Linked DNA regions of Homo sapiens: regions 1 and 2 are each linked to region 3. A link is an interaction called in ENCODE POLR2A ChIA-PET data of the cell type or tissue named here. Cell type or tissue: HCT116. All regions are shown on one strand.

Region 1 (5,000 bases), 450 kb after region 3:
CGATATGTGGGCAAGCCCAACGAAGATCAGCTACTTTATCAAGATTAGCTGCTTTCATTTTTTTTAAATAAGCCTATTTCCGATAATTGTAGGTTTATGATCAGTTGCTTTGCTTTTCAAAGTATAACATGCATACTAGGATCTTGTTAGAATGAGATTCTGATTCTGTAGTTTTGGAATGGGTTTGAGAATCTGCATTTCTTTCTTTTTTCTTTCTTTCTTTTTCTTGAGATGGAGTTTTACTTTGTCGCACAGGCTGGAGTGCAGTGGAGCGATCTCGGCTCACTGCAACCTCCGCCTCCTGGGTTCAAGAGATTCTCCTGCCTCAGCCTCCCGAGTAGCTGGGACTACAGGTGCGCCACCACGCCCAGCTAATTTTTGTATTTTTAGTAGAGGCAGGGTTTCACCATGTTGGCCAGCATGGTCTCGATCTCCTGACCTCAGGTGATCCGCCCACCTCAGCCTCCCAAAGTGCTGGGATTACAGGTGTGAGCCACCGTGCCCAGCCGAGAATCTGCATTTCTAACAAGCTCCTAGGGAATGTTCATGACACTGTTGCATGCACCACACTGAAAAGCAAGGGTCTAGCCAACCCCTCAGGTGACCCAAGACTCATAAGCAATACGTGTTCATTTTTATTATTGTTTTAACTTTTAAAGTCAGGGGTACATGTGCAGGTTTGTTGTATAGGTAAACTTTTATCATGGGGGTTTGTTGTACAGATTATTTTGTCACCCAGGTATTAAGCCTAGTACCCATTAGTTATTTTTCCCGATCCTCTCCCTCCTCCCATCCTCCACCCCCTAGTAGGTCTCCATGTGTGTTGCCCCTCTCTCTGTGTCATTTCTTCTCATCATTTAGCTCCCACTTATAAGTGAGAGCATGCAGTATTTGGTTTTCTGTTCCTGTGTTAGTTCATTAAGGATAATGACCTCCAGCTCCATCCATGTCCCTGCAAAGAACATGATCTAGTTGTTTAATGGCTCTATAGTATTCCATGGTGTATATGTACCATATTTTCTTTATCTAGCTTATGATTATTGATGGGCATTTAGGTTGATTCCAAATACATGTTTATTGTTATATACTTAGGAAGTTTTATAGTTGTTAACACAGCATTTATGTAGCCATGGATAACTGATAACCTCCATAAATCCAACCTGCTGCTTCCTTGAGACTTAATATACGAATGCTGATAGAATGGTATTTTTGGATCAAGATAGGAGGGTGTGATATGGGAACTTCTAGTCCCCCCCTTTCTCAGGAGAGAGCTGTCTTTTGAAGAAATCCATCGCACGAAAAGCAGGCGAGAGAGGGGAAACCTGACATTGTTTGAGCCCCTGCAGTCAGCTGCCATCAAAGCCTTTGACTTCGCATGACTTGAACCACTGAATCATTTTTTTTCTTTTTTTTTTTTTTTGACAGAGTCTCGCTCTGTCACCCAGGCTGGAGTGCAGTGGCACGATCTTGGCTCACTGCAACCTGCGCCTCTTGGGTTCAAGCAATTCTCATGCTTCAGCCTCCCAAGTAGCTGGGACTACAGGCACCCGCCACCACATCTGGCTAATTTTTGTATTTTTAGTAGAGACAGGATTTTGCCTTGCTGGCCAGGCTGGTCTTGAACTCCTGGCCTTAAGTGATCCACCTACCTCAGCCTCCCAAAGTGCTGGAATTACAGGTGTGAGCCACCACACCCGGCCTGAATTGTCTTTTATCTCAAGTTCCTTCATTGCTACTCAAAGTGTGCTCCACAACCCAGCACAGCCACATCATCGGAGAGCTTGCTAGAATGTTGGGCCCTATCTTAGACCTACTGAGTCAGACTCTGTATTTTAAGAAGGTGCCCACGTGACTCACGTCCACGCTAAAGTTTGAAAAATGCTGAGCTACTTCAACCTGGACTTTGTCACCTATAATAGAATTAAATCCCCTTCATCAGTTGCGACAACAGAAACCCCAACTCAAACTTCCCTAAATCATTAGGGTATCTTTGATTGGCCAGGTGCAATGGCCCACATCTGTAATTCTAGCACTTTGGGAGGCTGAAGCAGGGGCATCGCTTGAGGCCAGGAGTTTGAGAACAGCCCAAGTAACGTAGCAAGAGACCTCATCTTTACAAAAAGTTAAAAAAAAGAAAAGAAAAGAAAAGAAAAAGAAATTAGCTAGGTGGTAGCACGAGCCTATAGTCCTAGCTACTCAGGAGGCTGAGCTGGAGGATCCCTTGGGCCCAAGAGCTGGAAGGCTGCAGTGAGCTATGTTTGCACCACTGCACTCCAGCCTGGGCCAGAGCGAGACACTGTCTCTAACAAAAAAGGATATATTTTACTTAAGAAGCCCCATGGTAGAGCAGACTCGAGAGACTCAACTGAGCCAAGCAAAGATCCAGATTTTCTTCATCTCAGCTCTGTCATCCTCAGTGTGGACTTCATTATCACACCATACCAAGGTAATCATCAGCAGGTCTAGGCCTGATCATGTCTCTAGGCCTTCTTAGGAGTGATAGAATCTTTATTAGAAGCCTCCTAGGCCGGGCGCAGTGGCTTACGCTTGTGATCCCAGCACTTTAGGAGGCTGAGGCGAGCAGGTCACCTGAGGTCAGGAGTTTGAGACCAGCCTGGCCAACATGGTGAAACCCCGTCTCTACTAAAAATACAAAAATTTGCCAGGTGTGATGGCGCACACCTGTAATCCCAGCTACTCAGGTGACTGAGGTATGAAAATCACTTGAACCTGGGAGGTGGAGGTTGCAGTGAGCCGGGAACGTGCCATTGCATTCCAGCCTGGGTAACAGAGCAAGACTCAAAAAAAAAAAAAAAAAAGCTTCCTAGTTCTGAGCACAGTGGCTCACACCTGTAATCCCAGCACTTTGGGAGGCTGTGGCAGGAGGATTGCTTAAGCCGAGGAGTCCAAGACCAGCCTGAGTAACATAGCAAGACCCTGTTTCTACAAAAATATAAAAATAAAAAAGCCTCCCACCTCAACCTGAGCAGACTCGTTGACCAGGACTGGGTCACAGGCCCATTCTGTGGCCAGGACATTTGGCATGAGTCAGTCATTTGAAGGTAGAATCGACTCATGTCAAGAAGTTGCCACTGGGACGCACTGGTCCAGATGATGGAGGAGGAAGCTTGAGTTGCTATGGAGATGAATTCATTGTGGCTCCTCTATCCATCTGGCCCCAGGAGGCCTTGTCGGTAGAAAGAATGAAGGAACGCTGGACCATCTCAACTGTTCCCTGGATCTGGGACTCCCAACCAACCCCAGAAGCCAAGAACTCATCACGGAAACCAAAATAAGATTGTTTTATTCCAATCCTGAAGAACAATAGTCCAAACAATTCCCCTCCCCTGCTGGAGACTCTCCTGACCCCCAGTGCCCGCCCTCCCTCTCTCTTCAGAAGGCGATGGGGGTCGATGTCTCCAGGTCTTGGAGAAAAACCAAAACCACGCCCCTTGCATTTCGTCTCTACCCGTCTCCCACACATTTCTTTTGTCTCATCTCCGATTTTTCTTCCCCCTCCTACATCCCGTCCCTTCCTCTCCTGCTTCCCCCAGCTTTTCCTCATGTCTTCATTTCTGTCTCTTTGCTTGTCCTCTCTCCTCCATTTCCGGCTCCCCTTTCCATTTTTTCTCGCTTACCTCCTCTCCTTCATCTGTCTTCTGTACTTTCTCCCTTTCCCCTCTCCCCGCTGCACTCCCTAGACTGGCCAGTCTACTCTTGCCAGACACTCCCCATATGATCGCTTCCTCCCCCTCCCCCCAGCTCTGCCCCTTTCCTTCCTTCTGTCCCAGCCTGACCCTGTCTACACCTCTCATCACATGCTTCCTCTCCAGAGGGAAGCCCTCAGAATCCACCCTGCCCATCAACACCTTCCCAAGCTGTGGCTCCAGGACCTCAGAGACCACTTACAGCTTGCCCTTGGACCCAGAGAGGCAAACTGCCATGAGGAGGTCCCTGGATGACCCAGAAGGTGGCCAGGGGGACTGCAACGGTCTCCTTGGCCTCAGCCCTATTATCTTTGGGATCGAAGAATGCCCTCCGACCCTCCTGGTGGAGGGTGGTGGGCAGAGGCATGAAGGGTCAGGGCTCTGGGGCTCTCCCCCAGCAATCCCTGAGCAGGTCCATGTGGAATAAGGCAGCCCCAGTGAGGAGGCGCGCTGCAAAGAGGTGTCTGCAGGGCAGACGGCGGGCGGCGTGAATTGAGCAGCTGCAGCGTGTCAGGGCCCCATCCAGGAAGAAGTCCGAGGTGCCGTCCTTAAGGGCAAAGCCAGCTCCGGTCCAGTGGAAACCCCGGGTCCCATGCTGCCTAGCAAAGGCCAACTCCTCAGCCACCAGGTCTGCCAGCTCTGGCCCGCAGGCTGCTCGGAATTTGGCCAGGGGTTCCCAGTCCACCTCCTCCTCTCCCGGGGGTCGGCAAAGCCTCTTTGGTTCCCTGGGGCCATCTTCGCCTCCTTCCTGCAGGCCGTCACCTGCAGCCAGGTGTTCACTCCTCGCCGCTGCCCATTCTGGGCTGCCTTCCAATACAGTCCCCACCGGGGTGCCAGACACGACTCCATTCCCCAGCCCTAGACACCGCCCTCCTGCGTCTCCCCACTCCATCCCTCGTCCGGCTCGGCTCTTGGGGCCCACGGACCGGGCTCCCCCTCCATCTCCATTCTCCATGCCTGTGACCCTCGTGTCTCCCAGCTGGACCAGAACTATATCCTCCAGGCCCCTTCTTCTTTTGACCCCCACCCTCGCTCCCCTCTCCTCTGCAATCTCTGGCCCTCTCCTCCTCTCATCTTCCCACTGGGGTCCCCTTTGGTCTCCGTTCTCAGGGGCCAACTCCAGGGACTTCTCCAAGGGGATCCCCCTCAAGTTTCTGACCTCCAGCCCCCTCCCCTTCTCTACTTCTGACTGTGGCCCCTTCCATTCTGCAGTTCTCAGTCCCCCTGCCCTTTCATCGTGCAGCTGCGCCCCCCTCCAGGGGCTTCCTTCAAGACTCCTGACCCTCTCATAGT
Region 2 (5,000 bases), 210 kb before region 3:
TCTCCAGCTTAAGCTACAGAGCAAGACTCTGTCAAAAAAAAAAAAAAAAGAGAGAGAAAAGAAAAGAAGTAGGGCTACTATTCTATTCTATCATGTTCAGAGGGCTTCCAGCTCTCCTTCTTATCCACTCCATTGCCCCAAACATGTGTCTCTGTCTCTTCTGTCTCTCTGGGTCTTTCTCCTGTGCCTCCACCCCACTCCCAGGCTCAAGTGATCCTCCCTCCTCAGCCTCCGGAGTAGCTGGGGCTACAGGCACGCGCCACCACACCTGGCTAATTTTTTTTTTTAGTAGTAGAGATGGGGTTTCGCCATGTTACCCAAGCTGGTCTCAAACTCCTGGAATTGAGTGATCCACCTGCCTTGGCCTCTCTAAGTGCTGGGATTACAGGCGTGAGCCATTGTGCTCGGCCTCACCCCACTCTCTTGATCCCTACTTTATGTCTCTGTTCTCCTCTCTCCAAGTTTCTTTCTCTCTCTGGCTCTCTGTCCCCATCGTCACTGCCTTCATCCCCTTTTTCTGTTTCCCTTTACTCAGGCCCCTCCTCCCATCTCTCTCCCCAGGACAGCTCGGGGCTCCGTCTCTGGAAACGCCGCTGGTTCGTCCTCTCCGGCCATTGCCTCTTTTATTACAAGGGTCAGTGGCTGGCTGGCTGGCTTGGGGTGGGAGGGCCCCCCCGCCCAGTCTGCCCTTCTCTCTAGCATCTTGGCCTTCTGATCCCTGTGTGATCCTTGACCCCAGCCCCTCTTTGCAGACAGCCGCGAGGAGAGTGTCCTAGGCAGCGTCCTGCTCCCCAGCTACAATATTAGACCAGATGGGCCGGGAGCCCCCCGAGGGCGGCGCTTCACCTTCACCGTGAGTCCATCCATCCATGTTGTGCACCAGGCGATGGGAACTGGAGATGAGGGCGGGTAGATATCTGTCGAGGAAACTCCAAGTCCTAACAAGCACTGGAATATCCATTACTGGAGATAAAAGGTCTTGACAAGCGTCAATTGCATCCTCGTTTTGTTTTGTTTTGGTTTGTTTTTTTGTTTTGTTGTTTTTTGAGACAGAGTCTCTCTCTGTCACCCAGGCTGGAGTGCAGTGGTGCGATCTCGGCTCACTGCAACCTCCGCCTCCTGGGTTCAACGGATTCTCCTGCCTCAGCCTCTGGAGTAGCTGGGATTACAGGCGCACGCCACCACGCCTGGCTAATTTTTTGTATTTTTAGTAGAGATGGGGTTTCGCCATGTTGGCCAGGCTGGTCTCAAACTCCTGGCCTCAGGTGATCCGCCTACCTCAGCCTCCCAAAGTGCTGGGATTACAGGCATGAGCCACCGCGTCTGTCCAGTCCTTTCCTTTCCTTTCCTTTCCATTTTCCTTTCCTTTCCTTTCCTTTTTCCTTTCCTTTCCTTTTTTTTTCTCTCTCTCTCTTTCTTTCTTTCTCTTTCTCTCTTTCTTTCTCTCCCTTCCCTTCCCTCTTTCCCTCTTTCCTTTCTTTCTTGACGGTCTTGCTCTGTCACCCAGGCTGGCGTGCAGCGACGCAAAGTGCAGTCTTCCTGCCTCAGTCTCCCCGGTAGCTGGGACTACAGGTGCGCTCCACCACGTCCGGCTAATTTTTTGATTTTTTTGTAGAGACGGGGGCGGAAGGAGGTGGAGGGGGGTGTCTCATTATGTTGCCTAGGCTGGTCTCAAGCCATCCTCCCGCATCGGCCTCCCAAAGCACTGGGTTTACTGGAATGAGTCACCGGTCCGGCCTGTCCTCCTTTTTACAAGGCCCGGGAGTCCGGATTCCAAGCCTTCTCTTCCCGCAGGCAGAGCACCCGGGCATGAGGACCTACGTTTTGGCCGCTGACACCTTAGAAGACCTGCGGGGCTGGCTACGGGCGCTGGGCCGGGCCTCCCGTGCGGAGGGGGACGACTAGTGAGTAGAGGTCCAAGCCATGCTCCTGACCCTCCACCCTGAGTCAGTCTCGTCATCCCAACTCCTCCCCTTTGGGGCCCTGCCCCCTTGAGTGTCCAATCACCAGTCTTCTAGCTAAGGCGCCTCGTCTTCTAGGCCCCACCTCCAGGGAACTTTTCCAATCAGCAAAAGTCTTTCTCCCTTAAGTTCCGCCCACCACCTTGTCCGTCCCCGCCCCCAAGCTGACCCTTCAGTCACGCACTCAGCTCTGCTCCAGGAATGATCAATATTGCACACTCTCTGATTGGCTCCTTCTGAAGTCCCCTGAGCTGCCACCTAAACAATGCCAGGTAAAAGATAGTATCAGATTTTAAAAAAATGTCAGACTATCTCTTAGGCTCTGACATGGCCTGCGCCAATTATCAGGCTGGAAACTGGACTACCTGGCTGAGTCTATCCCATATTCCGGGGCATTGGGTCCAGCAACCTGGATAGACGTTGTGGCCTGGCGCACAGGTCAGTTTCACATTGGAGGCCTCAGTTTCCCCTTCTGAAGAAGGGGGACGATGATTTATAGTGCACAACTTTCCTTTTTTGGGTGCATCCTTGTGTTCTCACCTGTGACAAGAGAATAGGGCTGTTATGAAGTTCGAAGGAGTGATATCTTGTCTATGTCCACTCGCTAGTGGGCAACCCAGGTCACCTGCACGACCCCAGCCCGGGGAGGGCCCCGGCGGCCCCGGTGGTCCCCCGGAGGTGAGCAGAGGGGAAGAGGGGCGCATCTCAGAATCACCGGAAGTGACTCGACTCTCCAGAGGTCGTGGTAGACCCAGGCTGCTCACTCCCAGCCCCACAACCGACCTCCACTCTGGACTCCAGATGCGGAGGGCGAGGAGCCCCGAGTGAGTAGGGAGGACATGGTTGTGGGCGTGGCCTAAGAGAAGGGCAGGGCCGGAAACTGGTTGGGGGCGGGCCTTAGCGCTTTCTGCTTGAGTGTGTGTGACTTGCTGGGGCTCCCGTGGGGGTCACAGCCTGTCGGGGAGAAGACTGGAGGGGAAGATGCCACAAAGCGGACATTACTGAGGATTTGGACAGTAGAGGAGGATTCTAACCCAGTGGGACAGTAAGACACAGTGAAGTGAGACATGTCCTTGAGGCTGACTTGATGGGTAAGGAGGTGGATGGAGAGGGCTCTAGTTGACTCAGTTCCCCGATTCTCTCCTTCCCACAGCCTGTTCACCCCCCTCTCTCGCCCTCCCTCGCCTCTGAGCCTCCCCCGTCCCCGTTCTGCCCCTGCGCGGCGACCCCCTGCCCCCTCAGGAGACACAGCACCCCCTGCCCGACCTCACACCCCGTTGAGTCGCATTGATGTCCGACCTCCTCTGGATTGGGGCCCCCAACGCCAGACCCTCTCCCGACCCCCTACTCCCCGCCGAGGACCTCCCTCTGAGGCTGGGGGAGGAAAGCCCCCCAGGAGTCCCCAGCACTGGAGTCAGGAGCCCAGAACACAGGTGAGCAGAGAGGTGAGAAGGAGGGGACTACGTTTCCCATCAGGCCTCAGGGCTGTCTTTCCGTATTCTCAAGGCCATTGCTCCCTGGGTGTCATGGGTATTGTAGTCCATAATGATCTCAGCTGGGCTCAGGTGAGAGAGAGCTTGAACCTATCAGGTGTCCAGCTCCTCTCAGGTGTCTGGGCTGTCTTTCTAGGCTGGTCTTCGGCCATTGCTTTTTTTTTTTTTTTTTGAGACTGAGGTCTTGCTCTGTCGCCAAGGTTAGAGGGCAGTGGCACGATCTCGGCTCACTACAACCTCTGTCTCCCGGGTTCAAGCGATTCTCCTGCCTCAGCCTCCCGAGTAGCTAGGATTACAGGCACCTGCCACCACGTCCGGCTGATTTTTATATTTTTGGTAGAGATGAGGTTTCACCATGTTGACCAAGCTGGTCTCGAACTCCTGACCAGCTGACAGGTGATCTGCCCATCTCAGCCTCCCAAAGTGCTGGGATTACAGGCGTGAGCCACCGCGCCTGGCCCAGCCATTGCTCTTTAAGCATCATGGGGATTGTAGTCCTGGATACTCTGTGCCAAGACAGTGCGGTGAGAGGTTTGCATCTCCCTTGTGTCCCCAGTTCACCTTGCAAGTTGGTTGCCTGCTGTTTTGTCTGAGCATCATGGGACGGTAGCTCAGAATATCCACAGCTGACTGCAAGTCTGAGAATGAGAGTAGCAAATTCCATCATCTTGTGGGGCTGTTTTGCCAGGCTGGTGCATTTATTATCACCCTCTGTGTCCCCACAGTGGCACACAGCTGGAGAGCAGGTAGTTGAGGAAGTTGAGAGGGCCCAGTTCTGAACCTCAAAATATCTCCTAAAGCACTTCAATTATGGACATGCCCACTCTACTATTTGTCACTAAGACATGCCAGTTTCTTTTTTTTTTTAATTATTATTATTATTTTTTTATTGATCATTCTTGGGTGTTTCTCGCAGAGGGGGATTTGGCAGGGTCATAGGACAATAGTGGAGGGAAGGTCAGCAGATAAACAAGTGAACAAAGGTCTCTGGTTTTCCTAGGCAGAGGACCCTGCGGCCTTCCGCAGTGTTTGTGTCCCTGGGTACTTGAGATTAGGGAGTGGTGATGACTCTTAACGAGCATGCTGCCTTCAAGCATCTGTTTAACAAAGCACATCTTGCACTGCCCTTAATCCATTTAACCCTGAGTGGACACAGCACATGTTTCAGAGAGCACAGGGTTGGGGGTAAGGTCATAGATCAACAGGATCCCAAGGCAGAAGAATTTTTCTTAGTACAGAACAAAATGAAAAGTCTCCCAGACATGCCAGTTTCTAAACATCTCCATTTCAACGTTCCTCCCAGGCACACTCTGGCTCCCCCACTTATCTCCAGCTCCCCCCGCGGCCCCCTGGGACCCGGGCCTCCATGGTTTTATTGGTAGGTATCCTGGAGTACCCTAAATCTACCGGAGCCCCCTCCCTTCCTTTCTTCTCTATGAGGAATGTCATCTCTTGGCCTAGGGTGCCTAGAGAACTGTAGATATTTCAAAGACCCTGGGTAGGTATTAGATTCATGTGGTGGCTGTAACAAAGCGCATGGCCGAAA
Region 3 (5,000 bases):
CAGAGCAAGACTCTTGTCTCTCTCTCTCTCTCTCTTTCTTTCTTTCTCTCTCTCTCTCTCTCTCTCTCTCTATATATATATATATATATATATAAAATTTAAACACCCAGAGTCCACAGTCCACACCTCCTCCAGGAGACTGGAACCCAGAAGGCGAGAGTATAGATCAAGGAGGATTTTTCTAGGCTCCCAGGGGCAGTGGGAGTTGAAGGCAAAGAGATAGCAGTGAGGAGGCCAAGAGGGGCTGTGGGAACCACCCAGGCCTGTAGAGGCCTGGCGCTGCCGCCTCCCACTCAGGGGCTGGGGAGATAGGAGATGAAAGCATGGTGCAGAGCAGGCCCCATATGTTCCTCATGACCCAAACTTTGTTCCCAGCACCCGAGACGAATAGGCATGAAATCCACATCTGGGACCCACCTCCGGCCTGGTCGTTCCCTCCCCCTCTGGGCACCGAGCCCAGTCTGTCTTTGCGCTATAATGGAGGCAGCACAGGTGGCTTCCAGAGCTCTGAGGAGGCCCCTGCCCACCTCGTGGCATTGCCAGATGGCTTCTTGGAGGAGGGGACTCCTGAAGTGTGCAGAAGTCTGAGTAGGAATTTGCCCAGCAGAGAAGGGAGAAAGGGAGCCCAGTTAGAGGAAACAGTTTGGCAAAGATCCCAGGGCAGGAGGTCTCTGTGGTGAGAGAAGAGATGAGGCTGGGGACTGGGGGTGGCCAGGGCATGTGGGTTCTCTCAGACCAGGCTGAGGACCTGGGTTTTTTTCCCCCAGGGCACTGAGGAGCCATGGGAGGTCTGTGAGCAGGGGAGGGGCAGAATCAGCTTTGTGTGAGAGACAAACCGTGTTAAAACAGAGTGATACGGGCAATCATCATCATCATTGAGGTGGCTCAGCTCACTGGGGGAGCCCAGAGAGTACCCCAAACCCAGCCTACAGGTCAGAAAACTTCTCTCACAGGTGGATCTTCAAGGACATTAGAAGAATCTGGTCACGACAAGAAAGGCTGAGGAGGGGGACTCTGTCCAGAGGTGCAGGGGAGCCGTGGGAGAGGCAGGGTCCACTCTGAATGTAACACAACCACTCAGGGTGGCTCTCGCCTGTAATCCCAGCACTTTGGGAGGCCAAGGTGGGAGGACTGCTTGAGGCCAGGAGTTCAAGACCAGCCCAGCCAGCATAGTGAGACCTCTATCGCTACAAAAAAATAAAAAATGACTAGTGTGTTGGCCTGGCGCGGTGGCTCACGCCTATAATCCTAGCACTTTGGAAGGCCAAGGCGGGCGGATCACCTGAGGTCAGGAGTTCGAGACCAGCCTGACCAACATGGAGAAATCCTGTCTCTACTAAAAATACGAAATCAGCCGGGTGTGGTGGCGCATGTCTGTAATCCCAGCTACTCGGGAGGCTGAGGCAGGAGAATCGCTTGAACCCAGAAGGCGGAGGTTGCGGCAAGCCGATATCGTACCATTGCACTCCAGCCTGGGCAACAAGATCGAAACCCTGTCTCAAAAAAAAAAAAAAAAAAAATTACTAGTGTGGGCAATACGGTGAAACCTTGTCTCTACAAAAACAAAAACAAAACAAAACAAAAAAACAGAAATTAGCTGGGTGTGTGATATGCACCTGTGGCCCCAGCTACTTGGGAGGCTGAGGCAAGAGGATCCCTGGAGCCTGGGAGTGAGCTATGATCACATCACTGCACTCCAGCCTGGGTGACAGAGCAAGACCCTGTTTAAATAAATAAATAAATAAGTAAATACAGTTTAAAAAGAAAAATTAAAAAATAGCTGGGTGTGGTGGCACACACCTGTAGTACCAGCTACTTGGGAGGTTGAGATGAGAGGATCACTTGAACCCAGGAAGTTGAGGTTGCAGTGAGCTGTGATCACGCCATTGCATTCCAGCCTGGGTGACAAAGCAAAACCCCATCTCAAAAAAAAATAAAAATAAAAATAAAACCCTCTGGGATCTGTGGGGCATGGATTGCAAGGGGAGGGAAACTGGAAGGGGGAGAAGCTGAGAAGGAGGCTGTGGGGAGGACTTGAGGGGAAAAGATGCATCCTGAGCACTGGTTAGGATTATGGAGATAGTCAGGAAGTTAAATGTTGGCCAGGCACGGTGACTCACACCTGTAATCCCAGCACTTTGGGAGGCCAAGGTGGGCAGATAACCTGAGGTCAGGAATTCAAGACCAGCGACCAGCCTGGCCAACATGGTGAAACTCCGTCTCTACTAAAAATACAAAGATTAGCTGGGCGTGGTGGTGGGCCCCTGTAATCCCAGCTACTTGGGAGACTGAGGCAGGAGAATCGCTTGAACCCTAAGGTGGAGGTTACAGTGAGCTGAGATCATGAGACTCTGCCACCACTGTGCTCCAGCCTGGGTGACAGAATGACTCTGCCTCACAAAAAAAAAAAAAAAAAAAAAAAAGAAAGTCAAATGTTCTAACACACCAGATCACACCAGGACCAGGAAGCCTTCCTCTTTTTTTTTTTTTTTTTTTTTTTTTTAAAGACAAAATCTCGCTCTGTCACCCAGGCTGGAGTGCAGTGGCGCTATCTCGGCTCACTGCAAGCTCTGCCTCACAGGTTCTCCTGCCTCAGCCTCCTGAGTAGCTGGGACCACAGCAGGCGCCCGCCACAATGCCCGGCTAATTTTTTGTATTTTTAGTAGAGACGGGGTTTCACTGTGTTAGCCAGGATGGTCTCGATCTCTTGAGCTCGTGATCTGCCCACCTCAGCCTCCCAAAGTGCTGGGATTACAGGCGGGAGCCACACCCGGCCAAAGCCTTCCTCTTAAGCCCTATACAAAAACATTATTTTCTCACCTGTCTCTCAGTGCCACAGTCCCTGTGTTTTTATTTCATTCACTCACTTATTTATTCATTCAACATATTCTCCTGTGGTCTCCCTGGAAAATTCTGACACCCTGACCTGAGTCGGACTAGGGACTTGCCTAGTCTGGGAGGGTGGGGTAGGAGGGAGACCTTGGTACAATGAGATTTGGTAGGATATTCAACAATGGAGGCAGCGCAGGGCACTGTGGGAGCCTAGAAGAGGCACCTGGCCATGTCTTGCAGTTCAGGGAAGACGTCCTGGAGGAGGCAAGGCCCTCCATGGGCACTGCAGAAAACCCGAGTGTCACCCAGGCACATGGGAACTGGCAGACTCTCCAGGGAAAGACATCATGAGCATGGTTTCATTCAATAATGCCTGAGTTCTCTCCTGAGGACCCCGTACACCAGGCTCTGTGTGCAGTGAGGCTGGGGACTCAGAGACGGGTCAGGCTTGGGCCCTCCGGTGGAACACATGGGGACACAGTCCCTTTCTAACAAGATGTATGCTCTCATGGAGGTAGCACAGGACATTGTGAATGTTCACAGCAAGCACTGACCCAGCCTGGGGGGGGGGGGGCGGTCAGGGAAGGCTTCCTGGAGGAGGAAAGCCCTACATTTTAGGTAGAGTCTGCTCTTCTTGCAGTATCAGTCAGCCTTTCACTTTCTGTATAGCTCTAGTTCCTTCATTGCCTCTGCCTCTGTCGGACTCCATGTCTTTCTTTCTTTCTTTCTTTTTAAATTTTACTAAATACAAATAGAGATGGAGTTTCGCCATGTTGCCCAGGCTGGTCTCGAACTCCTGAGCCCAAGCAGTCCGCCTGCCTCAGCCTCCCAAAGTGCTGGGATTGCAGGTGTGAATCATCGCGCCCAGCCAGGTTCCATGTCTTAATTTCTCCCCAGCCCCAGGCTGGCTGTCACAAAAAATGACCACAAACATGATGGCTTATCACAACAGAAATGTATTGTCTCACAGCTCTCGGGGTCAGAAGTCCAAAATGAAGGTGTTGGCAAGGCCATACTCCCTCCACAGACTCCAGGGGCGAATGTTTCATGCCTCTTCCAGCTCCTGGTGGCTCCTGGCATTCCTTGGCTTGTGGCTGCCTCATTCCAACCTCTGCCTCGATCTTCACACGGCCTTCTCCCAATCTCCCTATGGCTTTTTTTCTCTTATAAGGACATTTGTCATTGGATTTAGAGTCTACCCAGATAATGCAGGATGATTGCGTCTCAAGATCCTTAACTTTTTTGTTGTTGTTGGAGATAGTGTCTTGCTGTGTTGCCCAGGCTGGAGTACAATGCTGTGATCTTGGCTCACTGCAGCCTCGACCTCCTGAGCTCAAGTCATCCTTTCACCTCAGCCTCCCAAGTAGCTGGGACTACAACTGTGCACTGCCATGCCTGACAAGGTTTTTAAAATTTTTTGCAGAGGCCAGGCACGGTGGCTCACACCTGTAATCCCAGCATTTTGGGAGACCGAGGCAGAAGGATCATGAGGTCAGGAGTTCGAGACCAGCCTGGCCAACATAGTGAAACCCTGTCTCTACTAAAAATACAAAATATTAGCCAGGCTTGGTGGCAGGCTCCTGTAATCCTAGCTACTTGGGAGGCTGAGGCGGGAGAATCGCTTGAACCCAGGAGGCAGAGGCTGCAGTGAGCTGAGATTGCATCACTGCACTCCAGTCTCGGTAATGGTGCTAGACTCTGTCTCAAAAAAAAAAAATTTTTTTTTTTTTTTTTGCTGAGATGGGTTCTCATTGTGTTGTCCAGGCTGGTCTCAAACTCCTGGGCTCAAGTGATCCTCCTGCCTCAGCTTCCCAAAGCACTGGAATTACAGATATAAGCCACTGCACCCGGCCCCTCCCAAGTCTTTAAGGGTCCATCTCTCCACAACTCTGTGTCTCTCTTCCTCTCCCCACCTGTGGTGGTTTGAAAATTAATCCCCAAATTCTGTGATACGTTTCCTTTCAAGAGCAAAGGATTTTTTTTTTTTTTTTTAGACAGGGTCTCATTCTGTCGCCCAGGCTGGAATGCAATGGCTCGATATTGGCTCACTGCAACCTCTGCCTCCCAGCTTCAAGCGATTCTCCTGCCTCAACCTCCTGAGTAGCTGGGATTACAGGCACACGCCACCATGCTCGGCTAATTTTTGTATTTTTTTTTTTTTTGAGACA

Evidence for each region. ChIA-PET counts read pairs that join two places held together with the same protein. Peaks named below come from ENCODE experiments on the same cell type or tissue, not always from the same donor. Only the 100,000 strongest peaks of a DNase experiment are listed, where the experiment ranks them.
Region 1: POLR2A ChIA-PET joins it to region 3 with 8 read pairs; 2 of 35 experiments call an interaction of 5 or more read pairs at or near these places.
Region 2: POLR2A ChIA-PET joins it to region 3 with 5 read pairs; 13 of 35 experiments call an interaction of 5 or more read pairs at or near these places.

The regions. Positions count from the first base shown.
Region 1 is chr19:48,195,908-48,200,907 of GRCh38, reverse strand. ZSWIM9 (zinc finger SWIM-type containing 9) reads right to left here. Exons shown (of 4, transcript NM_199341.4): 4 at 3,288-5,000. The coding sequence ends at 4,081. Among named protein-coding and RNA genes, the nearest start is that of ZSWIM9, 28 kb to the right of the region's middle. RefSeq lists an enhancer at 3,882-4,394. In HCT116, no CTCF peak of the experiment used is centred here; no DNase peak of the experiment used is centred here.
Region 2 is chr19:48,857,254-48,862,253 of GRCh38, reverse strand. It overlaps PLEKHA4 (pleckstrin homology domain containing A4), which reads left to right. Exons shown (of 20, transcript NM_020904.3): 4 at 562-634; 5 at 753-853; 6 at 1,795-1,904; 7 at 2,570-2,785; 8 at 3,115-3,394; 9 at 4,758-4,832. Among named protein-coding and RNA genes, the nearest start is that of PLEKHA4, 8.9 kb to the left of the region's middle. RefSeq lists a silencer at 2,645-2,724. In HCT116, no CTCF peak of the experiment used is centred here; a DNase peak (open chromatin) is centred at 2,049.
Region 3 is chr19:48,650,270-48,655,269 of GRCh38, reverse strand. It overlaps the pseudogene SEC1P. Among named protein-coding and RNA genes, the nearest start is that of CA11, 6.6 kb to the right of the region's middle. In HCT116, no CTCF peak of the experiment used is centred here; no DNase peak of the experiment used is centred here; H3K27ac peaks cover 415 bases.